2 separate regions of the Homo sapiens genome follow, and region 1 is linked to region 2. Evidence: chromatin loops called from intact Hi-C (ENCODE). Cell type or tissue: Caco-2. All regions are shown on one strand. Each heading gives the region's core, and the rest is flanking DNA. Links, peaks and the distances in the headings are about the cores only. Region 1 has its middle 500 kb from the start of ARL4A. Region 2 has its middle 570 kb from the start of ARL4A.

Region 1 (15,697 bases), core at 7,870-10,369, 78 kb before region 2:
TTTTTATAAAATTTCTAATAAAAATGTTAATGGACGCAAAGCCACAATAGTCTACCATTCAAACAACTGACTAGTTATTCTAATAGATCTAACTCTGTGTAAATAAAGCAGAAATTGGTAAACTTTTGCTGTAAAGGCAAGTTAGTAAATTTTCTAGGCTTTGAAGGAAAGGCAAATGTTGAAGATTTGTAGGTACTTACATCACCATTTAAAATGTAACCATATACAAATGTACAAACTATCCTTAGTTTGCAAAAAAAAAAAAAGGTATCAGGCAAGATTTGACCCATGGTTCATAGTAGTGTGCAATGACAAGAGCATCCCCCCAAATTAGGTGAAAATAAGATTCCTCACTTAGTCCCTAGAGGGCAATGCCAGAGACCCCACTGCTCAGCAACTTCAAAAGTCTTGTCTATTCCTCTCCAAGGAGCAAATTTTCTCTTTTAAGTGCCTAGGAAGCCCAAAAAGCTTAAATGTACCCTAACGAACAGAGCCGGAGACTCATCAGTCCTTTGATATGCTCCAAATAATGGAAAGGCTGTTGGTACAAATTGAGTTCTGGGGTTGGTAGAATGTTATTTAAAAATAGTGGAGAGTGAAAATAAGCCCCTGGTCTCACCCATAGCAGGGACATCACCTTTCTCTGGTACATCTGAGGGTAAAGTGTCCAGTGTTTCTCTCAATGAAGAGTCTCATCTGTAGATTGCAGGGCCTTTGAGTTAATGCTCCTTTGACTCCGTCCCTCTTCTACTTTCCCACAGATATTTTAATTTATACATACAATAATTTTCCCAGGTACAAGGTGGCCACAGGAAACTGAATCATCTAAAGTTTCTGCCACAAATAGGACCAAGAAATACTTTGTTTTTGTCTCTGTACTTGGGTAAGCTGTCTGCTCACCTGTTGCCACTCACCATTTCATTAGCCCCCACTAGCTTCATCTAACAGTTTATTGGCTCTTTCTAACACCAAAAGAAATTCGAGTCTTTTCATTCTGGAAGAGGTAATCCTTCCCATTTTAGAAGGTTCAGGGATTCTTATCAAATTGGTCTACTACCTGCTTGGATCATGATTTACACAGTGTATTAGTCAATTTTCATGCTGCTAATAAAGATATACCTGAGACTGAATAATTTATAAAGAAAAGAGGTGTGACTCAGTTTCACATGGCTGGGAAGGTCTCAGGAAACTTACAATAATGATGAAAAGGGAAGCAAATACGTCCTTCCTCACATGGTGGCAGGAGAGAGAAGAATGAGAACCAAGCAAAGGGGGAAGACCCTTATAAAACCATCAGATCTCATGAGAACTTAGTACCATGAGAATAGCATGGGGGCACCCCCATGATTCAGTTACTTCACCCCCAGGTCCCTCCCAAGACATATGGGGATTATGGGAACTACAATTCAAGGTGAGATTTGGGTGGAGACAGAGCCAAACCATATCACACAGAAAAGAAAAAGGTACTTTTGTTAAATCTCTGCAAAAAGAACAATATCTGTGCACACTTCCTCTAGGACAGTGGGCCCTGATCTCCCTATGTTTGTAATGTATCTATAAAAGTGATTCTTTGTGACACATCTACTTATGCAAATTTTCCATCCATTGCCTATGGTGAAATTATTGGTTGTTGGCATCCTGTATTGCTAGATGGCTTAAACACGAATTTAATGTGTGAAAAATGTGTATATCCACAACAAAGGGTCAATGCACAGGGAGTATTGAGAAAGTGTGATGAAAATTTTTTTTCTATCAAATTTTGTTTAATGGCCCAGAACTTACATTTAACTTACATTTTTGGTGTTAGATTGATATGTTCTTATTATTTTCTTTGAATATTCTCTAATTAAACACATTTCAAGATTTTTCCCATGTCAGGTAGGTCATAAAATGTACTTTCAAAAAATGGTACTAATGGAACATGCTAATATGGTCAAATATTTGTAGCTACTGGAAATCTGCAAGCCAGTTATTGAGTAATCAGTCATTACAAAATTGTGTTCATGGTATATGGTGACTAATGCATTTTAACATTACTTCTTGTTTGCATCTGGTTAATGTGTGAGTATAATTGGTGTCTTTCCTATTTATCATTTTGGTATGTGGTTTTTAAAATGAGAATCTAAGAATCTTTCTTCAGAAAAGATTCAGGCAGGACTATTAATTAGAAAATTGTATGGTTGTCATCAGAATTTATATCTTTTACAATATTATTTCTCTCCAAATTATTCCTGTTTGCTAAATGCAGTGTTTCAGGAAAAAATCAACTATATAAGAGAAGGGAATAATGTTTTCTTTGCTTGATAAAATTACCATTGACCTTTTGCTAGTAATGACATTGTTATTAATCTAAATTTTATTTCTTTTCCTTCAAAGTAGTATGATATTGTTTTTTTAAGACTGATACTTCATAGTAATACCTTAATTTATAACTGTATTCTTATTTAATGATCACATTTTATTTAGAACCATATTTTATATACACATATATTAGGTCTTGGCACTTTTTCCCCAAAATCATTTATAATAGGAAAACCCACTGTAAAACCCAGTGTCTTTCACTAAATACTTCTTGGGATTTATGCCGATAATGACTTCTCATGGTGTATTTTTAGGTCAACTTCTTTTCCCTGCTGCATATTATTTGTCTGCAGCAGAAGAGCAGGTGCACAGAACTCTCTATGCAGTCTTGTCAGCCCACTCACTAGAATGCATGTGGTCAGATTATTGACTTAGCCCAGCATATTTTAACATTGCCACCTAGTGTAAGATCTAGGTCGCTTTGAATATCCGCCTTTCAGTAAGATTGAGATAGGAGAGATATTAAGTCCCAGCAATCATTCCACCTGTTAAAGGGCTTTAGACCATGCTTGTGAGCATGGATTTATTCTTCGTCACATTATTAGTCATTCCACATAGCCTGTTTACAGTTTCACCATCAGCTGCAATGATAACAGTTGACAGTTGCAATGTCAGATGACACTTGCTTGAGACACTCATCAACTGTGTTAAGGTGAGATGCTCTGAAGGTCTGGGCCAATAAACAGATTTAACTGTCTTGTCTAATTAACATTTAGAGATATATTGTTCTCTAGAGACTGACTGTAAGAAAGGTAAGCGTTTGATAAAGCTAATTTACTGTTTGCTGAGTGTCCAGCATTGTGCTCAATTTATTACATTCATGATCTTGTTTAATTCCATGAGGCAGGTCATATACTTATTTCCGTTTTACAGATGAGGAAACAGAAAAGAGAGGTTAAATAACTAAAAAATGAGTAAGAAGTCTGTTGCTTGAGCCGCATTTTTGCTAAGAGCCCATGTTCTGCAGTAACCAGCTCCCATTTAAACCAGGCTTCACCATTTCCCAGACGTGGGACAGTTACATTCCCTATGCCTCAGTTTCTGCATTGAAATGAAGAATAATAATAGTTTTAAGGGTTACTGTGGCAATCACATACACTGATACACAAAACAGCCTGAGAATAATGATGGTTGCTCTCATCCAGCTAGCAAGTGGCCAAGTTAGAATTTGCACCTATCAGATTTCATAGCACAGGTTTAACTACTGTGTCATCTTACTTTGTGTAGATTTTACCTTCTGTTGTACAACCACCTCCATATGTATAATAACTCCCTTACAGAAGCAAAATAAATCATCACTATGCTCTTACCCCATAAATTATGCTCTCTTTTGAGCAGCGTGTTCAAATTCATGGACATACCTCTAGAGCCCACATATCATCACTCGTGGACAGTGCCTCTTGTGTAAGCGAAAAAGAAAGGAATCCAAAGCAGCCTGGGTTGCAGTTCAACACTTTCCTAGAAAACCTCATTGCAAAATTAATTTGTGTGAGCAGCTGTGGAGTTTCTGAAGAGGAGAGTTCACTGGAAAGGCACACTGTGAAAAGGAATTTGGGTAACTAATTCTGCTGTGGATTCCATTTTCCGAGTGTAGGCATGAGAGAGGAAGTTCAACTCATTCAGTTTTTTTTTAATCTGTACTCATAAATAACAGCTCTGTTCTCTTCTTTACCCTAGAAGCTCTTTCTTGTTCTCTGAGGAGATGGAGTTGTACGTTTCCTTTTGTGAGTAATGGCTCTATTAGATTAAATAAATAACATTTCACACTAATGTAGTTCACAAGAGGATTTAGAAACCATTAAGAATATATTTAAAATCTCACAATAGACCCTCTCGCTTAGTTCTCTGGAACAAATTATAGTTTCTGACACATTCAAATTATACCTTAAGAGAGGACTCTGAACATTTTTCAGAAGCGGGGCATTCAGTATCTCCTTGAAGAAAAATAGATTTTTTTCTATGAAAGTTGCAGAGGAAAGAAATATCTAATTTTTTAGATAGCAAAGTATTTGGCTACTTCACTAGCAAAGTAACACAAGGTTAAAGTAAATTTAGTTATTTCACTTTTTGAATGTGTAATAAAAATTACCTTATTTATTTCTTTGATAAGTTCTCTTTTAGGAATATCAGAATCTAGCTTACTAGTTTATAAAGTAGAAAGATCAATAAAGCAAATAAATGTATTCAAAACATCTCCAACTTCAGATCTATTAGAAAATTATGAAATAATGCTATTCCTTCATGTATTTCTTTCAAATTTTTTTTCTTCTTGGTGACTCCCTTTTGTGTCCCCATACCTATCCCAGGTCACCAGTGTGCTCCCAAGTCTCCTTGTCTATCACTGTCCTTAATTGCAACATCATCACAAGAAGGCATGAATTCTCTTTAATTTCTTCCCTAATCAAAAATTAATTTTTTTATCATTCAGGATGTGGACTATGCTGAATACTAGTCAGGTGAATATGTTTTCCCATGTTTGCCTTTTCAGTAAAATCTGGATCTAGTAGAGCATGCCAATGTGGTGAATAACAGGGATTTTGTTTGTTTGTTTTTTAAAACGAGAGAACCAGGAGCCAGAGAGGGCTTCTTGGATCCTTCAAATCTCAGTTGAGCAGCTGCCAGCTTAGCCTGTGCATTGGATCAGCCTGAATCTGCTGCTGAGTAGAAATGACTTTGCTCAGGCTGCTTTGATGGGGATTAATGAGCCATGGCTTTTGAAGGAGAAACGCAACCAATTATCACTACTAAGAATTTCCTCTCAAGAATGGCAGGCCAGTTATACTCCAGGATCGCAGAGAAGGAAAAATTTTGGCTTACTGAGAACAAATCTCGAGTTTGGGTTAACTGTGGGTGGAAAGATCAGGAATGGAATATTTAATTTATGAAACTGATCCAATTAGCACCTTATTGCAAAATTGTAGAGACTGGTGTTCAAGGTACCAAGATTCAGGCTGGCAATGGAAAGCACCTAGTAGATGGCAACTTATCTATACTGATTATTACACATAATTGAATTCCTCCTAGATTTAACTAAGAGGTATTAAGTACTCTAAAAGATGAATGTGGGAAAATTTTTAAAAGCTCCCAATATTATAATATAATGTAAATGATAAACTTACCTTCATAAGCAAAATCTACAAGAAATGTACTTAATTCTTCTTTTTATTATATTTTAATTTCTGGGGTACATGGGCACAACGTGCAGGTTTGATACATAACTATGCATGTGCCATGTTGCTTTGCTGCACCCATCAGCTCATCATTTACATTAGGTATTTCTCCTAATGCTATCCCTGCCCCAGCCCCCCACCCCTTTTTTTCATTTTTGCTGTCATCTTATCCATATATAATTCTAAATGAATTCTTCCAATAGAATTTTGTAACTCTACAGAGCTAGCTATGCTATCCACGTATGGTGAGTGAGCACTTTACAGCTAGTCTGAACTGAAATGCACTGTTAGTATAAAGTACACACTGGATTTTGAAGATTTGGTCCAAAAGAGGAAAACATCTCAATAATGGTTTTTTTGTGTTTTTTTTTGTTGTTGTTGTTTGTTTGTTTTGAGATGGAGTCTCGCTATTGTCGCCCAGGCTGGAGTGCAATGGCGCAGTCGCGCCTCACTGCAACCTCTGCCTCCCAGATTCAAGCGATTCTCTGGCCTCAGCTTCCCAAGTAGCTGGGATTACAGGTGCCTGTCACCACGCCCAGCTAATTTCTTTTTTTTTTTTTTTTTGGTATTTTTAATACAGACGGGGTTTCCCCATGTTGGCCAGGCTGGTCTCGAACTCCTGACCTCAGGTGATCCGCCTGCTTCAGCCTCCCAAAGTGCTGGGATTACAGGCGTGAGCCACCACACTCAGCAATAATGTTTTATATTTATCATATGTTATTAATGTAGGAATAAAACTTCGTTTCTTTAAAAAAATGAGAAAAATATACTATCCACCTATAACAAGAAAATTTTTAGATTTTTATGCTAGTATCATTCCACTAATAAAGCAAGATAGATATTAATAAATTTTATCAGTAGACAGTTTATCATTGTTATCAAAGTCAAGTCATATTAAAATCTTTTTCGACTAAGCTTAGAAATAGCATGAGGAAAGACACTTCATAATTACAGCAGGGGATAAAAATCTATTATCTTACCCTCTAAAAGAAAAAAAAAACTGCGCCATTCCTTGGATAATTATTTGTGGGCATATTCTCTGAATGCCAACAACATAACCTTGCTCCAAGAGCGAGCAATGTGTGCAGCCCTATAGGAAAACATAGGGATGGAGCAATGTGTGCAGCCCTATAGGAAAACATAGGGATGGAGCAATGTGTGCAGCCCTATAGGAAAACATAGGGATGGAGCAATGTGTGCAGCCCTATAGGAAAACATAGGGATGGAGGTTGCCTGTCTTTGAGTCGGGTTGCCATTCTTTTTGCCCTCTTCATAGTCTCTGGGACAACATTTATACCCATGGGAAAACACTTATTATAGATACTTATACATCTTAATTTCTAGGTCTAAATTGGGAAGATGTGTGAGGAAAGGTGGGTCACATTCATCCCACCCTCCCTTCTTTAGAAAGCAGAAATGCATTCCTTGGACGATTTGTAAAAGTCTAGTCCTTCTATTTTCATTTAAACAGGGAATTGGGTTAAGGATTTTCTCAGAATAATCAGCTTTTAAATAAGTGGCCTCTTTTATTAAGTATAAGCTGTCATTTGTGTGATAGAATGTGCTAGGGGTGTGTAGGCAATCAAACTTACAATAAACCAGATTCATTTCAAGAATCTCTCTAGTTAACATCTATATGAACCAAGAAAAGACACTCTACTAATACATACCTATATCTTCCCAGTGTGTTATTCTGACATTTTCTTCAAAATTACTCTTGTTTCTATCAATCTGCCTGATTCTGAGAAATGAAAATGGAAAGTAGCTATAAAGAAGACATTAAAATATTTAGGTCTTCACAAAGGGCATTTTCTCATCTCCGATAAACGTGCCCCAAGTAAACCCCTGACTTTGAATTTGTTCAGTATCTGAGTACATAGTCAGGACAAGATGATGGCAGATTATAAGCCCCAGCTAGGCTTTACCAGAAGTCTCTCCATTCTACGGCTTTCAAACTAGTGGAAAAGGGAGATTCAAGTGCGCTAATAAACATGATGGACAAATAGAGTGTTACACAGTACAGCAAGTAAGAAAATATTTGGTTTATAATATCTACAGGTTTAAATATTTGATTCACACAATGATGTCCTGAATATGAGAATTCTGATTCTTATAAGACTGCCTTAGAGACTAATTCACAGAAGCATAGACAGTTGTCCAATGGAATAAAATTGCTTTGAACTAACATACCATTTAGACTTTGACTTTTCACAGGGTATAAGATAAGCTTGATAAAATTTTAATTTAGTTTTATTCTCATGAAGTCACAGACTAGGTAAATATATGAATTTGAGTAAATTAGCATAAATGAGAAAAAAGGCACACAGAATGGCAAGCATATGGAATAAGTATAGATGAATAGGTAGCAGGAAAGAAACAGGAACAACAAACAACTTGGTGAGAAGAAAAAGAACAGTTCAGAGACTAATCAGGAGAGGTACACTAACAAGTTAGTTTGCACAAAAACTGTATTAACAGAATCATTACTAGAAGTGAAGCAAATGCAGAAATAAGTTGTATTTCTTTTATAATTTATAATTGGTATTACTACCTGTTTTGACTGTAAGTAGGATTTAATTTATAGAGGTGACTGATTGAAACCCAGTGAGATTAATGCCACTCAAGGGAATTTTCTTACTCATAGTCTCCAGGAAAAGGGGGCATGCCACACCATACAGGGCCACATGGGGAAGCCCCAGGGTCATTCAGGAGGCAGAGGAGTGAGGGAAATTATGGCCCAGAGCCTTTATTGTGGTTTCCATGAGAAGACATGAATGAGGCAGTGATATGGTTTGGCTCTGTGTCCCCACCCAAAAGGGATCCGATCTCAAATCCTAATCCCCACCTGTTAAGGGAGGGACGTGGTGGGACATGATGAGATCATGGGGGCATTTTCCCTCATGCTGTTCTTGTGATAGTGAGTTCTCAAGAGATCTGATGGTTTAAAAGTGTGTGGTGGGTCCCCCAATCCCCCTCTCTCTCTCCTGCTGCCATATAAGACATGCCTTGCTTCCCCTTCACCTTCTACCATGATTGTAGGTTTCTTGAGACCTCCCCAGCCATGTGGAACTGTGAGTCAATTAAACCTCTTTCTTTATAAATTACCCAGTCTCAGGTAGTTCTGGATAGCAGTGTAAAAACGAACTAATGCAGGGAAGGTAAATTTGAGTAAACATAGGATAGGATAGTTGGAATAACTTCAGTGGACTCTCCCCAACTATCCTATCCTATGTTTACCCAACTTACTATTGAGTACAATTTACAGTTTACTACAGGGAGAGCTCCAGTTGTCCAGCACCTGGCCCTGGGGTGACTTAGGGCAGAGGAAATATTGGCTTGGTGTAAGAGAGTTAGATGAAGGAGGTGGTTAGAATATGGACTTTGAATTTGTTGGTTTGTATATGAAAGGCATGCTCACAGGGGAGTTGTTTGCTAACTCTGGGAATTAAGTAGCCCTGGGAGGGGCAGGTTCTCATTGACCAACAAGGCCCCCAAGAGGTCAAAGGATCATAAAATACAGAAAACAAAGAACATGATTATTACCCTACCCTAGTTTACATAGTTTTATAAGGCCCTCTTCTTAAGTACTTCTTAAGTTACTTAATATATCATTAATGTTAAATATTATCAAAGACATTTTAAAACATACGTTATCATTTTCATGTAATTTTTAAATTTACAATTGGGGCTAATATGTTCATCTAAGTTTACAAAATTTTAAAATGTTTTCTGTTAGCTTTCAGATGCTTCCATCTCATTCTTCATTACTACAACCCTTTGCACAACTCAGACCATCATTAGAGCTCCATTTTATTTTAAAATACATAAATCTAATAGATTCCCATCCAAAATACATGAGGAACTTATATAACTTAATAGCAAACAACAACAAAAGAAAACCAACGCAATCTAAAAATGAACAAAGGACCTGAGTAGACACTTTTTCAAAGAAGACATGCAAATGGCCAACGGTTATATGAAAAGGTACTTAACATCACTTCTCATTAGAAAAATGCAAGTTAAAATCACAATGAGATATCACCTCATACCTGTTAGAATGGCTGTTGATCAAAAAGACTAAAGGTAGCCAGTGTTGGCAAGGATGTGAATCACTTGTGCACTGTTGGTGGGAATATAAATTGGTACAGCCATTATGGAAAACAGCATGGAGAGTGCTCAAAGAATTCAAATTCTTCTATATGACCCAGTAAACCCAAACGAAATTAAATTAGCACCTCATAGAGATAACTGCTTTCATGATCATTGCAGTGTGGTTTACAATAGCCAAGGTATGGAAACAACCTAAGTGTCCATCAATGGATGAATCAGTTTAAAATCATGGTTTATATATAAATGAAATATTCTACTTTAAAAAAAGATGAGGCTGGGTGTGGTGGCTCACACCTGTAATCCCAGCGCTTGGGGGCCTGAGACAGGCAAATCACTTGAGGCCAAGAGTTTGAGACCAGCCTGGGCAACATGGCGAAACCCCATCTCTACTAAAAATACAAAAACTAGCTGGGTGTGGTGGTGTGCGCTTGTAATCCCAGCTACTCAGGAGGCTCAGATGGGAGAATTGCTTCAACCCAGGAGGCAGAGGATGCAGTGATCTGAGATTGCACCACTGTACTGCAGCCTGGGCAACAAAGGAAGACTCTGTCTAAAAGAAAAGAAAAGAAAAGAAAAAGATACTGTCATTTGGGACAATGTGGATGAACCTGGAGGACATTATGCTAAGTGAAATAAACCACACACAAAAATGCTGCATGATCTCTCACTTATATGTGGAATCTAAAAACTGTCAAATCATCTACCACATGACTGTGCTAATCATTTCATTATGTATATCAAAACACAGTATACACCTTAATAAAAATAAAAGAAAATAATAACATACAGGGTTTGACAATAATGACAAGTATTATGAAGGGGAGACAGTAATTTAGGTAGAATGTTAAATATTAAGCTGTATTTGTGGGAATATCAGTCTTGTTAATTGACTATACACTGATTTATTTTTAAAATGTATAAATCAAATCAGTATAAGAGAATTAATACCATAGGCAGTTTTGGTTCCATTTTTTGTCTTAACCCTAGAGAATATTAGATAAAGACAAATATAAGTCACTTTCACAAACCAACTTGCATAAGCACACATACACACAAACAACATGAACATACATGTCACATGATGTCAGCTATATCTATTTTGAATTCAATGTTCTTAAGTAGAAATTCTGCAGAATGTCTTCCAAGATTAGGGTTACTATTGAATAGGATCAAGTAAAAACATTTTTGAAAATTGTCATGGGTTTGAATTTTAGAGAAAATATCACCTAAGACATTTATTTCATTTTCATAATACATTAATATGTACTAATTATATTTTAATATACATTTTTATATTTAGTTATAATTTTATAATATAGCCTACCATAGAATTGATAATGCTTTGCTGAAAAAAATTAATATATTTATGATAAATACAAAATTTCATTTGGAGGCATAATATGCTGGGATGCAATTAACAAGACTGATATTCCCACAAATACAGCTTAATATTTAACATTCTAAATTGTCAGTGAACCCAGGAGGTGGAGGTTGCAGTGAGCTGAGATCGTGCCACTCTAGCCTGGGTGACAGAGTGAGGCTCCATCTCACCAAAAAAATAAAAATAAAAAGTTTTATATCAGAAGATTTATTAGAAATCTCGATTCGATGAACTACCTCAAGAAATATGTATCCATTACCATAAGTCATAAATCCTTTTACATGTTACTAAAAACATATATGTTCAATGGTTTAATTTGAAGCACTACTTTAGTGCTATAGTACATTAGGGTGGCTGGTTTGTCACATCCAATGCATGAAAAAAATGTGAGAACTCATTCAAACCTATTAGGAAAATGTATCATTTCTAGTGCTTTCTAAAAGCGGAATAACTTAAGTCTAGTGTTAACTGTGCTTACATGCAAGGGTATAAATCAAACTTTTTTGGGGAGGTGGAAAAGGGTGGTAGTTGTTCCTATTAGCAGATCTTAGTATTAATAATGATTTTGTCTCAAAATTTTCTGCAGAGTAACTGTGGAGTTTAACCACCATGCTTTCAAATTTGAGAATTATGTCTACAAATAACTGAGCTAAATTAAATTACTGCCATCTGTTATTTTGCTTAAACTACTTCATGACTGTCTCAGATATCAAATGTGGGAATTTAAATCACAGTTGGAAAAATGAATTTTTTAATGTTTTTGCTATCTTATTTGGGAAAAATGTGAAGGAAATGGTAAAGAATAAAATAAGTCATGGACACCCTAACAAATAAATCATCAGTTGTCTGTTAATATTAAAAATATTTGGAGACTATTGTTAACCATAACCTGGCCCAAACCGGTTCACCAGGAATGTTTCTTATGGGGGTTGTTGACCAGGTACCAACTATAGTGAAGAAGTATTTGTTTATTCTGTGTTTATAACTTCCTGTGGCGGCCACAAAGGGGATAGATGTAATGGGACAGGCTTAGCTATTGTGCCAATTATTATCTTCACCCGTTTAGCATCTGGGTGTCACTCAAAATCCTGGGCAATTCTATCTCTCTCCAGCTTGAAGGCAGGGCTGGTGTCTGCCACTGATTGGCACATCGAATGTGAATGCAGATGGGTATGTTTCGGGAGTGAAATCTTGTGTGAAAAAAAATGCCTGCTTTATTTTAAGAGTTCCTTTGCCAATTAAAGGTTTGTTGGCTAATATTCCATGAGGAATGAACAGAAGGGACTCTCAAAAGTTAGGGGCAGCCACAATTTAGTGATCAAAATCTCACAGGAAATTACTTTGCCTTCACAACTTTCTCTGGCTGGTGCGGATCTAGTTCTGAAAATTGTTTAGCGGAAAGCATGACAAACTCCAGTGTGAAGGTTACTGGGTTTTCATTTGTTTATTTGTTGATGGTAAGATACTTTTAGATGTTATGGAACTGGCTACAAAAGATTACATGACTGTGGTGGTCTTTATCTTTATCTGACTACTTTTTGCAATTTCATTCAGCATTGAGAGAAATGGTTGGTAGGACACACAAATTCCTAAATTTGGCTCTACAATTTCGCTAAGATCTTCAACCACATGCTTGTCTGATACTGATGTAGGTTTGTTCTTTATATAAGCAGTGATATCTGAACTCTTATGCAAGAGCACATGTGTGTGTTTCCATGTGTATATTGCTCATTTTGCATATGTGTATAAAGTCAGAGTATAGCAAAATGACTAAGGTATTTCAGTGATGCTCTATAAGAAAGAATGTTTAATAGTAATGCCTTATTTTTATCTCCCCAGTTATGAAAATCCTAGGACCACAGATATAATATCTGTCCCTGTGAACAAGGATGAACTTTGGATAAGTGGCCTAATTTAACTGTCACATGGCAAGGCTGAATTCAGGAGGATTTTTCCTTTACCTTATTTTTTTCTCTTCATTTCTAAGAAAAGAAAAAAAAGCACTGTCTCTGTTATAATCAGTAACAGAACTATGTGTTGCTGTAGACTAGAATCTAAACTGTGTATAGAATTATGAGACTGATAAAATATTAGTGCACAGTGTATTTATAGTTTCTCTCATTTCATAACATTTTAAGAAAAAAGATGCCAAAATGGTGTTATTCTTTAAGAAAATGCTATCTTAAGATAGACCTAGAGGCAGCCCAGATTTATGCTAACTACAAGTAGTTTGGGGACACACTATTTTAGCTTGGAATTTTCTGTAATGGTTGAATTGGACTGTAGAGAGTCATGCTGCAGTCATCACAGTTGATTCTGGGATGCGCTTGTGTTTTCTATAATTCATGGTGTTGGACTGTGATTTTCTTGTGTTTCCTTTTGTCTGTATGGAACTTTGGAAAATTGAAACACATTAGGCTTGCAGTTTGCGTAATGTAACTTTGGATATGCTTAAAAGGTTAGATCAGTTCCAGATGAGCAAAGCCCTGGTTTCAAATAGTAATGAAGAAACTCATACTCCAACTGGGCATCTTGATAAGATCCCTCTGGTTTTATTTGAATAGAATAAAAAGTTCTTCAAGGTTTGTTTCCCTATATTTTGCAAAAATTTAATTTCTCTCTAGGATCAAGGGATTTATTGAGAGGGGTTAACGTGGTTCAATTTTATGTGGGGTGAAAAAATGCAGAACATGTTAGCCTGTGGTAATTGGACTTTACTTTTTTTGTATTCTTTGTTTCTCTCTGTATATCAGTCACAATAGGCTAGGTTATGCAGAGTAACAATTCTAAAATCCCAGTAGGTTTAAACAGTACATGTTTATTTATTGATATTCATCAATGTGGAAGCCAGGGAATTCTGCTCATTGTGGTCTCCATTATACATGAACATACTCTAACATGCAACATAGATGAAAGAAGATTTCTCAGCTGAGTGGAGAGTCCATATAAAGAACTGAGAAAAATGTAAGAAAAATATTTTCCTGAGTTATTTCTTGATGTCTTAGAGGAAACATCAAAACACATTAATTGAAACCTCTAAGGAAGAAACATTCTCATGTCATTTATTTCCACACAATTCATAGAAACATTTGCAAATTTTATGAGCAGAAATTTTATATTCTTCCCTTGGTTGATGATTTAGACCTAGTTGTTATTCTGAACTACTTAGCAAAATAATTACTGTCAAAGCAGACTTTTTTCACTATGAAATGCTCAAATGTCTTTTCTCTACTCTCAAGTAAGAGATGCGTTACTAGAGATGGGTTCAATCCAGATCCAACATGTTTGACAATGAGATTGTTAGTGTAACAAACAGAAAACTTAAAATCAGCGTTCTTTGGCAGTGGGCTGTTGGATTTTTTTTTTTTTAAACTCTTTTTGAACTTCACTGTTTCTTTCAAATACTGTAATTCTCTCTTGGAATTCTGTGCAACTAGCTTAGCAAGTTGAACTGGGACCACCTTCTTTTTAAATATGAGATTCCACTGATTTTCATTTCAGTCTAGTTGTATTTGCTTGGAAATTATATTGATTCTCAGGACCAACATCTCAGTTGATGATAAAAATATTTGTACATTTGTCTCAACTTGTTCCTTGCACATATATCTTTTTGGAAGACTTCATGAATGTGAGAAAGTGGGACAGAGGACCTCTAATTACAACAAAAAACTCAGCAAAGCCTCAGGATACTTAGATTCAACATCCTGACAGTCACTTTCTTCGCGTCTTTCTCTTGTTCTCCACTATGGAGACAAAACTTTATGTTTAAAGGTGAAAAGACATTTTTAAATTCCCAATATTTAATAGAGATCGTGTTTTGTTTTAGTCTACTCTTACATTGGTAGAATTAACTTACTGAATTTATGACTGATTTCAAGAAAGGATTTACTCATGGAAACTAGTAATTGCTAGCTAATATGCTTCTTAGAGCAAAGAAAAAATAGATTCAGAATGTCTATCTTACTATTTCAGAAATATTTTACGATGTCATCAGTGACATATTTGCAAACTTGGAAGTGGACTCATTTTGATATGATAAAGTTAGAATGTGGAAAAATCAGTGTCTTTATATTTAGTTGTTTCCAAGGAAATTCAATAAGGGTATTATATTTAGATTTAATTTTCTGTTGAAGAAACAGTTTGTTGCATTTTCAAAATTTTACAAGGCTCACGTAGTAAAAAATAACATGCTTTCACTGCTGCTGTTGGAGAAGTATTGGTTACATTTAGAGCCATGTGGGAGGTAAAATCCTGACCACCTGTTATAAGCACTGTTGGAGTAAAAACTTTTTGGGTTAGTTTGTATTGGCTAGATAATAGAAAGAGAAAAATATTAAAGTGTAATTCAGACAGAAAGGTATTATTTAAAATGTAAATTGATTTTCAAATAGTAATTGGGTTTTTAAAAGTTCTGTTAGTTCTTCATGTTTCAAAATGCCTTGTATCTTGGCTTCATGAATCCACCTGTGCAGCCTAAGCTATGTGAATTGAGGAGAATCAGTCATACTTCTATGTACTAACTTATAATCACGCTTCATCCTCAGGGTAACATATATGGTTCTATTATTATTCCTGCCACATAGAAGGACAAAACAATGTTCACAAAGTTAGATTTATGCCTAAAGTCAAACAACAAGTAAATAAAACACCAGTATTTGAATAAATACGTTTCAAG
Region 2 (15,697 bases), core at 8,643-11,142:
TTATGTGTAATGATTAAAATGTAGGAATATCCTAAATATTCATCAACAGGCAAATAGATAATCCAACTATAGCATATCCATACAATGGAATACTATTTAGTAGTAAAAATGAACGAACTACAATGGCAGAGATGAATCTCAAAATAATTATGCTGGGGCTTTGAAGAAAAAAATATAATTATGCTGAACGAAAAAATTTCAAAAAAAGTTGCAGGGTGATTAATATGTTTATTATCTTTATCATTTTGGTGATTTTATGGGTGTACACACCTACTTAAAATAGTACACCTTAAAGATCTCAAAAAATTGTAATATTTGCCCATTATTGCTCATTAAAACTGTTCAAAAATCATGGCTCTGGATTTGATAGGACTAAGACCCTGCCAGATGACCTCACCTGGCCATAGTACCTATAGTAACTACCTGTAGACAGTAAAGAGTAGAACAATAAAATATAAATCTGGCAGGAACTTCACCCCATAATCTTTCTATCCTGTGAAACAGAAACATGAAACAGGGAAAAATTATGAATGCTAAGAAAGAGAAAAGGAGATGCTAAAAAAGGAGAAATCTAGGATGGAAAAAAACCCAGGGAGAGTATCTCTAAAATCTTTCTATCTCCTTCTCTGACTGATTGCTAAAGGAGGCATGGATGGAACAAACTCAAAGCCGCTCAGCCAAAACTAAAATATTTAAGCTTAGACTGAAGATGCCACACGAATAATCCTGGAGAGTGAACAGCAGCGGATAGCCCATGTTAGAATGCACATTCATTTGAAGGAGGGTAGACGGAGAACGTCCAAAAGGAATCTCTAAACCGGGTATCCATATCTCTGCACATGCACAAAACAGAATGCAGGGAGCCTAAATTAAGACAAAAAGTTAGACCAGGGAATGGTGCTGCGGCACAACCTACTCCAGAAAACTACCCGATATCACGGAGAAGCAGCAGTCACCACAGAAAAATAACAAGAGTCCACAATCTCCACAGTTGATCCAGATTACCTGACATAGAAAACATCAAAAACATAAAAAAAGGACAACATTTTCAAGTAAAGATATCAACTAAGTCTGACCTTGATATGAAACCAATATTGAAACTAGCAGACTCTGATGGCCAATTATATGTATTAATTCAGCTAGGCCACATATGGGATGCCCAAATATCTTTTTAGACACTTTTTTTTTTTTTCCGGGAGGGTCTATGAGGATGTTTCTGGAAAGGATCAGCATTTGAATTGAACTGAGTAAAGCAAATTGCCCTCCCCAGTGTGGGTGGGCATCAGCTAATCTATTGAGGGCCTGAATAGCATACAAAGGTAGAGGAAGATTGAATTCACTCTGCCTGACTGCAGAGCTTAGACACTGATATTCTCCTGATAGTCTCCTGTCCTCAGTGCTCCTGGTTTGCAGGCTCAGTTTCAGACCAGATTCTATACCATCAGCTCCCCAGCCATTGGGCCTTTCAACTGTTCCATTTGCTTTTCTGGGTTTCTAGCCTGAAGATGGCTGATTGTGGGACTTCTCACTCTCCATAGTCAAGTGAGTCAATAACGTATGATAAATCTCCTTGTATATATATATATATTTGACCCTTCAACAATATGGATTTGAACTGAATGAATATACCTGCACAGATTTTTTTTTCAATAAATATATTGGAAAAATTTTGGAGATTTGTGACAATTTGAAAAAACTCACAGATGAGCTGTGGAGTCTAGAAATCTCAAAAGAATTAAGAAAAAGTTAAGTATATCATGAATGCATAAAATATATGTAGATATTTGTCTGTTTTATCATTTACTACCATAAAACATACATAAATCCATTATTTAAAAATTACCCCCACAAACACTTACAGACCATACACAGTGACATTCACAGTCAAGAGTAATGTAAACAAATGTAAAGATGCAGTATTAAATCATAACTGCATAGATTAGCTATAGTAAATACTATATTACTGTAATAATTTCACAGCCACCTCCCATTGCTATTGCCCTGAGCTCAAGTGTCGGGAGTATCTACTTAAAATGCCCTGTGATGCTAAACACTTGTGCGGAGCAGTTTGTCTCTTCAGTAAATTGCGTGTCACAGTAAAAAGTTATCTCTCATGGCTATTGCCTGTTTTTCATCGTGTTTAGTGTAATACCATAAACCTTAAATAACACCATGGGACTCATATGAAGTGCCACTAGTGTTGCTGGAAGTGCTCCCAAGAAGCAGAGAAAATGACATTAAAAAACAAGTTGAATTACTTGATATGTACCCTAGATAGGTCTGCAGCTGCAGTTTCCCACCATTTTAGGCAATTCATCTTGTAAACAAATTATGTAAACTTAGATATCAATAAATACAGTACAGCATTGTAAGTGTATTTTCTCTTCCTTATGACTTTCTTAATATTGTTTTCTCAGCTTAATGTAAGAAGACAGTGTAGAATACATATAACATATAAAATATGTGTTCTTCAACCATGTTATCAGTAAGGCTTCTGGATAATACTAGGCTATTAGTAGTTGCATTTTTGGGGAGTCAAGTTACACAAAGATTTTTGCCTTTTTGGGGGGTAAGCTCTGGGGTTAAGGAGTAAGGTGGGTTGGTGCCCCTAACCCCAACTTTTTCAGGAGTCAGCTCAACAAAGTTTACAGAATTAGAAGTGCTAAAATTATATTATTAGTCCTACTTTCCTTATTTTATTTTATTTTGTCATCAATAACACTAGCATTCATTCAAACCCTAAAAGGTTTCTAAATAATTGTTTATCTGGAGCCACAACTGAGAATAATGCCTTAGCATTTTACTTCCTCATATCCCCCTTCTCATATTTGTGTTTTTTCTTCCTTTTACTTCTGTACTAGTATTTCTTATACTCACTCACCATTCATATTTTAAAAGATACTTTTATAACTGTAATTAATACCTGTGACTTCTTGGTATATAAGTAGTAAGAAAATTAAATGTTGTTTGCTTTAATCATTCACAATCAAATTGCTTAAAACTAATAAGAAAATCATGGAAAAACTGGGATGACCATCTAAATTAAGCCTCCAAGTCTCCTGAAGGAGTCATGAAGAAACATGTACATACATTTAAAAACTAATTTTTGACGTTTAAGAAATGAAAGCTCTGGTCGGGCATGGTGGCTCACGCCTGTAATCCCAGCACTTTGGGAGGCCAAGGTGGGTGGATCACGAGTTGAGGAGTTCGAGCCAAGGCAGGCGGATCACGAGTTCAGGAGTTTGAGAACAGCCTGGCCAACATAGTGAAACCCCATCTCTACTAAAAATACAAAAATTAGCCCAGTGTGGTGGCAGCTGCCTTTAGTCCCAGCTACTTGGGAGGCTGAGGCAGGAGAATTGCTTGAACCCAGAAGGCGAAGGTTGCAGTGAGCCAAGAGCATGCCATTTCATACCAGCCTGGGTTACAGTGAGACTCCGTCTCAAAAAAAAAAAAAGAAAAAAGGAAAACAGAAATGAAAGTTCTGGATAGTTTATTAATATATTTAAGGAAAACTAATGCTGCAGTTTTATTTTGCCTTGTAGGTCCAGTAATAAAAAGATAATAATAAAGGTTGCATAAGATAATCTAATATTTTTCTATAGCACTCCCTTTGATTGGGCAACAGATTTTGATTTGACTTGTACACACACACACACACACACCTGTAAACATGTGCTGTTTATGGGTGGTTAGCTATATATGTAACTTTATAGTTATATGTACCTAATTGTACATTTAAAAAAATTTTAATTAAGAAAGCATTATGTGCTAGATTATGATAATTTTTTAAAGTGCTGTATTTATATTTTTTTCTCAGTGTGTATATATTTTACTTTTTAAATATCAGTAATATGGTAAAATATGTTAGCTTATGTCTCCATTTTCCCTAGGACTTTATAACTGTATATCCTTAAAGATAAGTATTGATTAGCACAAAGAAAGTCCTGGGTACATATTAATGTATAGCATTATATATGGATACCGTTGATATTCTATGTATCAATTAATATATTAATGCATTGTATAGATTTGTTCTTTGGAATGTTGCATTTCTCTATAGCTAACTTTCTCAAATGTGGACCCAGTGTTCGTTTTCTGTATGTGAACCAAATAAATGTATATTTATTGTTTTGTATGTTAACTTTCTTTATGGCTGCACTTTCACAAATATTTTCATAGCCATCTCTGCTTCTGGGAGACTTTCAAGAACATAATCAGGAACCAAAATCAATCATAATGGGATTATTATTTTCTATTATAATTAAATGTTAAATAGAGATATCTAATTGTATCCTCCTAGTTAATTGCATTTATTATTTTTTTTAAATTTATCATAAGCTTCTCTATACTTAATAGTCACCTTGTGTCCTAGAAAAATTAATGTTTATTTTGCTTCTCAAGGAAACAATTAAGGTACTAGAAGAAAATAATCCCCAAATATTCTTCGGAGGCTTAAAAGATCTTTACAGTGTTCTCTCCTGAATACAAAACAGCATCCATATCCCTTCAAGTACATTCCACAGTCTCTTCTCCAATTAGTTTTTCTTCAATCCGGCTGTGTGGTTTTGTGGAATGTTAGTAAAATACCCTATTTCTAAGCGTGTGTGACTCAGTGCGCCTGAAGTGGTGAATGTAGTCCTATGAGAAACACGTGGCTTCTTCTCTGGCACTCTCCTGATTAACCCCTAATATATCCATGTCTCCCCACTTCATAAAATAACAGCATTACCTTACATTCGTACAGTTACCTTACCAAGCATTATTATATCCCTGTCTCATTAAAGCCAAAAACAATTTGAGGTAAAGGTATTATTACTTTCATTGTTACATGACTAAATTGAAATGTAAGGAGGTGTTTAACTTCCCTTAGGTAAAGTAGGCAACTAGTGAATAGCCACACAGGTGCTGGAGGCCTGTGTCCTCATTTGATTTTCCATAGGACCAAGTAACTTGGCTTTGGTATGGGGACATTTTGGGCGGGGCTGTGCCTTTCTTTCTACACCCACATTTATTTGACATTTTCCTTTTTGCAAAGGCAATTAAATAAATGCAAAAGAAATCAAAGTCAACTCCATATTCAAATTATACTTGTGTATTTTAATCAGTTTAAGAAAACATGCAGCCAGTTTGTAAATAAGGAATATCAATCAGATCTTTATAGAGTCATGCTAGTAGAAAATATAGAATTTGTATAAACTATTTGAAGATGTGAGAAGGCATCTCATCACAAACTCACAGCTGACACTATGTCATTTAACTCATTTTCTCCATGTTAGTGTGTCAAATTGTCAGAAATATATCGATGCCTGTAACTTCAATAAGCATAAGACATTGCATAATAATTTGTTAGCAGGGGACAGGAAAGCAAGCAAGCAAGCAAAATGGTATGTGAAAGTTGCCACTTTAATATATGTTTCCAAAATTATCTAGATTTCAATTGTATATTAAACAAAGTGTTGCTTAACAATAAGATGGATACATCTTAAAAATCCCATATACACAAACGTAAAGTATTACTTAACATAAACAAATATATAAATGGTAAGAGTATTAGGCACCCTCAACCAAGACTCTAAAATTACCCATAGAGAATCTTTACCTTCTTCTCTCCTGTGGTATCAAGATTTTCTGAACCATTTGTATTGATCTCCTCCATAAGTGACTGTCCATGTGCAATATTAAGGCACTCATTGTCAAATCTCGAAATAAGAGTCTTGAGAAGCACAGCCCCTAAAGACATATCTCAATGTACTTTTCCAATAAAAAAATGTGTTGAGTATTTCAGCCCCATGAAGAAACATAAATGTATATCATTGTGTTCTCTACCATATTCATATAATACTATGCCTTTTTTTTTTTTTTAAGACAGAATCTTGCTGTTTTGCCCAGGCTGGAGTGAAGTGGCGTGATCTTGGCTCACTGCAACCTCCGCCTCCCGGGTTCAAGTGACTCTCCTGCCTCAGCCTCCCAAATAGCTGGGATTACTGGCACCTGCCACCATGCCTGGCTAATTTTTGTATTTTTAGTAGAGATGGGGTTTTGCCATATTGGCCATGCTGGTCTCGAACTCCTGACCTCAGGTGATCCACCTCCCTCAGCCTCCCAAAGTGCTAGGATTACAGGCGTGAGCCACTGCACCCGGCCAATACTATGCCATTTCAACTGAAAAAGTGGTAGATACGGTTGAAAAGAAACAAGTGAAAGACAAAAGTGGAAGAGTTAGAAAGCAGATGGTATCATCAGCCTCACCAGTGGTGTTAAACATGATGTTTCCTTTATTAAACAATGTAGATGGTTTCCTGTCCCTTCTTCACTTTCAAGGAGCCTACTGCATCAGCTAGTTAGCGTTGGCTGTCTTGATTGGGTATATCTATTATAATTAAATGTTAAATAGAGACATCTAATTGTATCCTCCTAGTTAATTGCATTTATTATTATTTTAAAAATTTATCATAAGCTTCTCTATACTTAATAGTCACCTTGTGCCCTGAAAAAATAATGTTTATTTTGCTTCTCAAAGAAGCAAATTATATTATTATTATCTGCATTATAATATTAACTGTTATTTTACCTGCTTATAATTTAGTAAATTATAAGCAACTAAATTATACGCAAGTAAAATAAGTTAATATTATAATGCAGATAAAAGTCCAAGTATCACAAAGATGATACTAGAAAGCAGACAATGGAAATTAGAATGAAGAGCAGTAGAGCTGTCATTCACTCATGACTAAATTTGTCCATGTTATCTGGTAATGTCTGTGTAGTGTGATGGCCAGTAGATACTGTTTGTGCCCAGCCCAGTTTCCTTTCCCAGGCTAGTGAAGTCTTGGGAGTACTGTAGCTGCTGTGAGCCTTGTCTGCTCATGGTTCACAGCTTCACTTTTGTAGGTGAATTCACTCAGCTGACTAGAGGCTCAGAGACTCCTGTGGAGTTGTGCAGATCCCTTGGGGATAGAACATAGTCAGTGACCTAACTGAGGGAACAAATTTATGGGTACTTTCCCTTCACAATTCCCTGTGAGATCAGGTTGAAATAGATTTTATTTAGTTGCTTCCCCTACCCTGTTGTTCTTCATTTGCTTCCTTACAGGTTTCTCCTAAGAGCACTCCCTCAGTCAAACATTCCTTGCACAAGAATCTGTCTCAGGCTCTGCTTCTAGGGAACTTGTCTTATGACAGTGGCCTGTGACAGCCCTTGTTACATACAATAGGACCAAACAATTCTTTATAATGGCAGATATATGTTAACTAAAAGTCTAAATAGAGAGTTTACAGAATTTCCGATTCCAGATAAGTTCTGGAGATCTGTTGTACAATATCATGACTATACTTAATAGTAATGTTTATACACTTGAAAACTGGAAAAAGAGGAGATCTTAAATGTTCTCAGAATAAGTGTATGAAGTGATGGATATGATAATTAGCTTCATTTAATCATTCCACAATATGTAAAATATCATGTTGTATACCATAAACATATACAGTTTCTATTTGTTAGTTTAAAAAAAAGAAGAGAAAAAAAAAGAGCTTGTATAAGTTCCAAGTGTGCTTGGGCCACATGTGCCTAGAACCTAGAAATGCATTGTTTAGTAAAGGTACTTGCCTGGCACTCATATTGCCATATTCATTTCTAAGTTACACCTCCCATTTCACTGGTAATTTCTATATAGGTGCTGCATAAATGCCTGCTGCTCACTAAGGAGAAACACTTTCTAAATAAAACCGTGTGTGTGGAGTGCCAACAATTATAATCTTTCTCATGCCTGTCATTTGAGCAGAACTGCTCAGAGTGGTATGGCTCTAATTTGTTTTCAGAATATTAGATTTTAAAATTTCAGATTCTGGTATAATGTTGAGAAGTATGATATGTACAATATGATATTTGTACCTTTTACTCTGGCTCTAATTTGTTTTATGTTAAGAGAATAATTTTTAACAGATGCAGTTTATACTTAGCTATCAATGGTGAAAGTTCTGATTTTCAAAATATATCCGAACTTACCCGAGCTAGTTCTTTTCTGACAATGGTGGGAGATCCTCTAGTTGCTAAAGCATTGTTCTGTACTTACTATCTATCTATCTATCTATCTATCTACCTACCTATCCATCCATCCATCCATCCATCCATCCATCTATCTAGACAGAGTTTTGCTCTTGTTGCTCAGGCTGGACTGCAGTGGCGGGATCTCAGCTCACTGCAACCTCTGCCTCCCGGGTTCAAGCGATTCTCCTCCCTCAGCCTCCTGTATCCCAGCCTGTAGCTGGGATTACAGGCGCATGGCACCACCCCCAGCTAATTTTATATTTTTAGTAGAGACGGGGTTTCACCATGTTGGCCAGGCTGGTCTCAAACTCCTGACCTCAGGTGATCCTCCCGCCTCGGCCTCCCAAAGTGCTGGGATTACAGACATGAGCCACCGGACTCAGCATTTTTTTTTTTTTTTTTTTTTGAGACAGAGTTTCGCTCCTATTGCCCAGGCTGGAGTGTGATGGTACTATCTCGGCTCACAGCATTCTCTGCCTCATGAGATCAAGCTATTCTCCTGCCTCAGCCTCCCAAGTAGCTGGGATTACAGTAGCCTGCCACTATGCCGAGCTAATTTTGTATTTTTAGTAGAAATGGGGTTTCACCATGTTGGTCAGGCTGGTCTCGAACTCTCGACTCTTTAAAAGTATTAGTTCATTTATTACTTAGAAAAAATGTTTAGGTTGGTTTTATTATTACCACGATTTTATAGATTGAAGTAATAATACAAGGGGGATCCAAAGTTAAAAAGAGTAAGCGATTTCTTCAAAGTCATGTCATTTCTAAGTGATGGGGCTGGAATCCAGTACCAGTCAGTCTGATTAGAGAGAAGGTACTTGTGACTCAAATGTCAGCTTTCTGCTCCTGGTAAAGCCTTTTCAGGAGAAGAGTCCCAAGCACGATGTTTTTTTATGTTTTACCCACACTTCCTGGCACAATGTAGTCCACAGCAAAAGATCAAAGAGGACTCCATTCAAGAAGAGGGGTCTGTGACTGAAATCACACTGCTGGTTGACTTTATCTTCTCCTGAGAATGCCCGCCCAGCAGCTTCCCTCAAGCAAAATTGATCTGAAAACTTTAGGCACCGAAGATAAGATTCTAATGGAGAAAATCTTGATTTAGATTTCCTTAGGCATGGAGATATTCTAGGCCCTGCAGCATTCGGAAGGACTGAGAAGTGACATTCACTGAGTTAACTCCCTTAAATGTGGGGCTACACAAAAATAGCCCTAAGAAAGGGACAAAACATATTTCAACCTTTCACAGATGAGGTTTAGAGAAATTAAATGTTTGCCCTGGATCCTGGAGCTAGTGAATGACAAAGGAGTTCTTTTCACAATTCTGGTCATGTCTCATTTGCAACCCTTGTTTTACTGGAATAATGTAGTATGTTCTGGTGACAGTAGGTTCTGCCTTGCTTCCTTGGGCATAATGAGATGTAGCCGGGAGAAATGAGGTTATTGATTCCATGGCCTTTTCAATAAGTCAAGATTTTGAGATACTTAATAGTAGTCCACACTAAATTAACATTCCTATGCTCTACTGACATTTTCTCTCAAGGAATCATCAGCACAGAGCTGTTACTAGTTCTCTCTCAATAAAACCTATTTCTCTTCCCCAAGGCTCCACAGTTTTTAGAAGAGAAAGATTCCTTGGACACTGTGTACTTATTAATGACAGTTCCTAAACATGTGAGAATAGCTGGAGGAGAGAACAACTGTACAGGAAAAATATAAATCTATTATTTCTCTATTCATTCATTCAGTTATTTTTGGTTTCTAGTAACAAGTGTCCTGACAGATTTCAGACCATTACCGTCTGTAGTGTTGTCCTGACACCTAGTGGGAGAATGAAAAACAAAAACGTTATTTTTAAAGAAGCATGTCTGCTATTATAATTTAGAAATTAAGTATACTTTATGCATTGAAACAAAGCAGTGTTTTGACCTAAATAAAAAGTAGATAAGCACAAAGCTGCGAGTACATAATGCACTCACTTCCTTATAGTATCTGTCCTTGTATGTTACAGTGATCAATTGCTGGCTAAATCCTTTTCTTCTGATCTATAAAATGTGTCCCACCCTAGATATGGTACTGTGAATACTAGAGACAACATATGTAAAATATATTATTTCAGCCAAAAACTACCTCCACTTTCTACTTACGAACTAAAAAGCAGTCAATTCTTCCTCTATTCCTTTTATTCATATTAGAGACCCATTAGAGGATAATCTCCATCCACGCTTTGTCCTTCGTCCATTCTTCTCTCTGTCCTATATCAATGACCTATTCTAATTTCTGGCTTCTCCCTATCAGGATTTAAATATGCACAACTCTCCAGCATCATAAAACATTGAAAAAATTGAAAACAACCACTATCAAAACAACTGTAGCAGAAAAGCACCCACCAATCAGCCAAAACCTTTAACTGCCAGGTCCAACCTCTTCTCTTTTCCCCTGCTTTTCCCTTTATCGTCAAGCTTCTTAAAAGAAGACCTACACTTACCTCCTCCACGTTCTCTATTCAGATGGATTTAATAACCCACCTCAGTCCATATTCAGATAAGAATCCACAGAAAATGCTTTGCCCCCCAACATTCCCCATTGGCTTCTTTGTTAGATAATCAGTGAACGCATTTTAATACTTATCTTGCATAACCACTGGGCAATATTTGAAATTCTTAGTCATTCTCTTTTTCTCCAGACATTCTTTAGTTTCCTAGAATCCATACTTTTCAGATTTTGTTCCTGCTTATCTTGGTACTCATTCTCAGCCTCCCTCTCTTGGTCGTATTCCATTACCCAACCCTTAAATGTTTTTGTCCCTTAGAAGTCTCATTGTGTCCATTTTTCTGCGCTGAGAACATTGTATTTGATAACTCCAATTTGTATCAATATATGCTGATGACTTCAAATTCCCAATTTCTGTCTAGATTTATATTTTTATATCCCAAGATCTACTCTTTGAGTAATGCAATTATTTAATGATAATGTCACTTGTTTTATGGAAGCCATTTCCCTGAACTCACACTAGATTAGGGACCCTCTTGTTTGCTTTCCAGTAGCACCATTTAAAAACCATTATCACAGTGACTCCTGTAACCATATTTTACGTTTTTAATATAATTTATTTTCCCTTTTAAACCTTACCTTTTATACATTATCACAATCTCTTGTATAGTAAGTCCTTCCTTAATGTTGTCAATAGATTCTTGGAAACTATGACTTTAAACAAAACAACTTACAGCAGGTTCTTAAATAACTTCATTTCCTTCAAGTCATTTTGTCATAATGTTGATGAGGAAAAAGATGGTTTTGTTATACATAATTTCTCTTAAAGCCAGTTTCCAAAAACCAACTGACAATGTTAAGTGAAGACTTTCTGTATGTATATGATTCAAACATTGTAGAGGCAGATAGAGTAAAATGTGAATTTTCTTTTGCTATCTCCCTACTTTCAGACACACACCTATATACACACAAGCACATACACACAGATACACACAAGGACAGCCTCTCTCCTTCTCAGAGGTAAGAGGTTTGCAGTACACTTTTTTTCCTTGTATTCGTTTTCTGTACATTTCCATAATACATGTCATTACATGTTAACATAGTTTGTTTCAACTATCGCATTTGTTGCTGCCTCTTGAGTAATTTTTACTTTTTTTAAAAACATGTATTACATACACCTTGCCAATGTAAGTAAATACTTCACCCCAAAAATTGCACCAGCTGCCAGGCATATCCGCTAAGTTTAGTGAAACCTTTCAGGCCTACAGAACTATAAATAATCAGCAAGGAGTACATTAAATTAACAGCTACTGTTTCCAATGATGCCTAGCTTACCGGCAGAAATTATACAGGTAATACGGAAGTATAATCAATATGCCAATGCTTTATATTGAAAGACTAAGTGTTTTACCAATGCATTTTCATACATATTATTTGATTTTAATAAAAATCCAGGGAAATATATAAGATGTCAGTGATGTGTAATTGTTCAAGAAACAACTGAGGTCAAATCGTATTTATTTCATTTTTCTTTTGGAGAGAACATCATCTTTGATGATAGAAGTAAATCATCTCCTAATATCAATACTGCTTTAAATTTATTGAGTCAATATGCTATATAGTTGTTAATTTCAGAAGTTTTAAAAATATCTGGCACTTTGCCAGAGTATAGACATGTCATTTTCATAGGTATATGGAATATTTAGACCACATAACAGGTACTAAATACATCCAAGTTTCTAACTTTTTGTTTCCCTTCGTATTCCTCAAAAAAACATGAATTTAAGTGAATGAAAATATCACAAGTAAAGAATTTTTAGGTTACAGAACTCTGTGTATTACCTGGCCACATACAATAGGAAATGCAACATTACACTTAGCTTATTATTGTAAATTTTATAAAACATTATATATATATATGCCATATAGTGTAAATCAAGATATTATAAAATACTGTATTTAGATTTTACATCCCTGTTCTACCTTCGGCAAATTACATAACTTCTTTAAGTCTCAGTGTGGCAGATGGAATTCTAAGATGGCTCCCCATGTTCCCTGGCCCCTACTTCTCCCACTTAAAGACTAATCTCAGTTTGCTGCAAAAGGATTTTTCAGATGTACTTAAGGTTCTGAGTCAGGTCAGCTTAAATTAGGCATATTATCTGAGTGGGCCTGCCATAACCACATGACCCTTTAATGGCAGAGAGCTCACTCTTGCTGGTAACAAGGGGAAATCAGAGATTCTAATAAAAGGAGAATTTGAGATGCCACTGCTAGCTTGAAAGAGGGATGGGGCCACATGGCAAGGAATTCAGATGGTCTGTAGGAGCTGGTAGAGCCCTGAGCTGTCAGGCAGCAAGAAGAAGAAAACTTCTGTCACTCAACCACAGGAACTGAATTCCTCCAACCAAAAAATGACCTTGGAAGCAGATTTTTCACTAAAGCCTTTGGATAAGGACTCAGTCAACATACCTTGAACAGAGAAACCAATCATTATACCATCAGACCTCTAACATACAAAACAAATAACATACAAATTAATAAATGTGTTTTAAACTTCAAAATAACCTATACATCTATGCATCTGTGACTCTCTATGATCATTTTTAAATGATGTCTTAGATAACTATCCAGAGAGAGAGAGAGGGATAGAGAGAGAGATGGAAAGGGATCCACCTGTTTCTATGAATACATATTTAGATTATTTCCTTTTTTTTCTGCAGTGAGCATCCTGGTACATAAATCTCTGTGTATGTTGGAATCATGATAGCTTTATAGGAACAATGCTAAGAATACATGAAGTTTGAATTTTGATTGATGCTGTCAATTTGCCTTTCCTGAAGTTTATGTTGCCGTTATTAATATTTTAAAAATATTCAAAGCAATAAATATTATAGACCTAATTTGTATTCTCCAGTTACTAATAAAGCTGAGAATATTTTCATATGTTTAAATATTATTTGCATTTAATTGTGATAACTTTCCAACTTTCTAAGATATTTGTCTTTTTTCAAAATGAAAGGTGATCTTTATATATTAATTATTTATCAACATATTTTGCAATTCATTTACAGATTATAAGCTTACTACTTACCAGACACTGTTGTTTGTACTTGAGATTTGGTGGTGAATGCTACAAATGAGTTCATTTCTTTCATTCATGCTTTTTAAATTTATTCTAGAGAGATGGGAAACACCATAATTTGATAAGTCTGATAGTGGTAACTGCTATGAAGAAAACAAAACAATATGATACAAGAGATATTGAGTGGTTAGAAAGGCTTTTTTGAAGAAGAGATATTTTAGCTCAGAATGAAATCGTAAGCAGGCAATAGGCAGGTGCCTGGTGAAACAGGGGGAACCATTTTGCAGGGAGACAGAAGAGTGTGGAAGGAAAAGGGAGCTCAGGTCTAAGATCTGAACACTTAGAGGTGGACACCACGAGGAAACCCAGAAAAGGGACTAAAAAGAAAGAGCCAGGCAAAGTGGAGAACCAGGAATATGACACAGAATCCACCGTGAAGAAAAACGACCTTCATTATTTTACAGAACTAAAAAAAGGGTGTTGGGGGTGGAAGGTGAGAAAATGGCTCATACCTATAATCTTAGCATTCTGGGAGGCCAAGGTGGGAGGATTACTCAATGCCAGGAATTTGAGACCAGCTTGGGCAACATAGGCAGACCCATCTCTCTTAAAAAAAAAAAAATTAAAATTAAAAATAGCCAGACATTGTGGTAGTCCCAACTACTTGGGCAGCTGAGGCAGGAGAATCCCTGTGCTAGGAGTTCAAGGATGCAGTGAGCTATTGATCATATCACTGCGCTCTAGCCTGGGTGACAGCTGAAACAACAACAACAACAACAACAACAACAACAAAAGACCATTTTTGTGGTTGGCCAGAATGGAGGTTCATTGCATTGGGAAGTAGAGTAAATTGTGATGGTGAGAAAGGACACAGTGACTATAGACAACACATGCCATGAAGGGAAACAGGAAGTAAGGTGGTAGCTATGGTTCGCTGAGGGGTATTGGAACATATTTAAGTGGAAACATCTGCTATAAAGTGATATAATGAAGTTGTAGAAGAAAAAAGGAATATTGACAAGAACCATATTGTTGGGATAACAAGAGAAATAGAGATATAGGGCATAAGAAAAATGCTTGTAGCCTTTGAGAGAATGGGAATGTTTATTTTAAGAGGAGCCTGACGCATGTAGAAAAGATGGTTGAATGAATTATAGGAGAATACGGAAATTTCATTTCACTGCCTCTAGTTTCTCAATGAAATCCATGAAGCAAGCCACAGCATAAAGGCAGTGAATGTGGGGGCAGCGTGGGAAAGAGTCATTATATATGAGAAGAAAAAAAGATGTGTAAAACTACCATTTTCCAAGAAAAGGGATTAAAAAACACCTGGACAGGCAGTGCATAGGACCAGTTTAAGATTTACCATTATCACAAAATGCCCTTTTCCCCTCGCACTTAAATTTTCCTTTGGTTGAGTACAGACTTAAGTTAAAATTGTTTTATCTCACAGCTTTAAATATAATTATTTTCTCACTCTTCTTGTGAGAAATCTCGTGTAAATCTGATTTTCATTCTTTTGGAGATAACCTTTCCTCTCATTTCTTAATTTTACTTCTCTGCAGCTTTTAACATTATCTTTATGCTTTCAAAATGATATGTCCAGATGTAAATCTATTGCTAAAATTCATCTTGTAAGTCACTTAGTTTGATAGAAGATATATATCTGTTTTCAGCTCTAGATAATTTTCTTTTAATATTTCTAACTTGCTATTTTCTTTCTTTACTCCGTAGACCTTGGAAGTTCTGAATCCATCATTTTTTTTAGTGGTAATTATTTTTTTTATTTTTGTTATTATTATTATTATACTTTAAGTTTTAGGGTACATGTGCACAATGTGCAGGTTTCTTACATACGTATACCTGTGCCATGTTGGTGTGCTACACCCATTAACTCGTCATTTAGCATTAGATATATCTCCTAAGGCTATCCCTCCCCCCTCCCCCCACCCCACAACCGTCCCTGGAGTGTGATGTTCCCCTTCCCGTGTCCATGTGTTCTCACTGTTCAATTCCCACCTATGAGTGAGAACATGCGGTGTTTGGTTCTTTGTCCTTGCGATAGTTTG

Evidence for each region. Hi-C counts contacts between places; a loop is a spot of excess contacts. Peaks named below come from ENCODE experiments on the same cell type or tissue, not always from the same donor. Only the 100,000 strongest peaks of a DNase experiment are listed, where the experiment ranks them.
Region 1: a loop joins it to region 2, with 3 times the contacts of the local background. A loop is called at or near these places in 3 of 110 quality-filtered maps.

The regions. Positions count from the first base shown.
Region 1 is chr7:13,176,453-13,192,149 of GRCh38, forward strand. No RefSeq gene overlaps it. Among named protein-coding and RNA genes, the nearest start is that of ARL4A, 500 kb to the left of the region's middle. In Caco-2, for the core only: no CTCF peak of the experiment used is centred there; a DNase peak (open chromatin) is centred at 8,859.
Region 2 is chr7:13,253,269-13,268,965 of GRCh38, forward strand. No RefSeq gene overlaps it. Among named protein-coding and RNA genes, the nearest start is that of ARL4A, 570 kb to the left of the region's middle. In Caco-2, for the core only: a CTCF peak has its summit at 9,863 (motif pointing left); no DNase peak of the experiment used is centred there.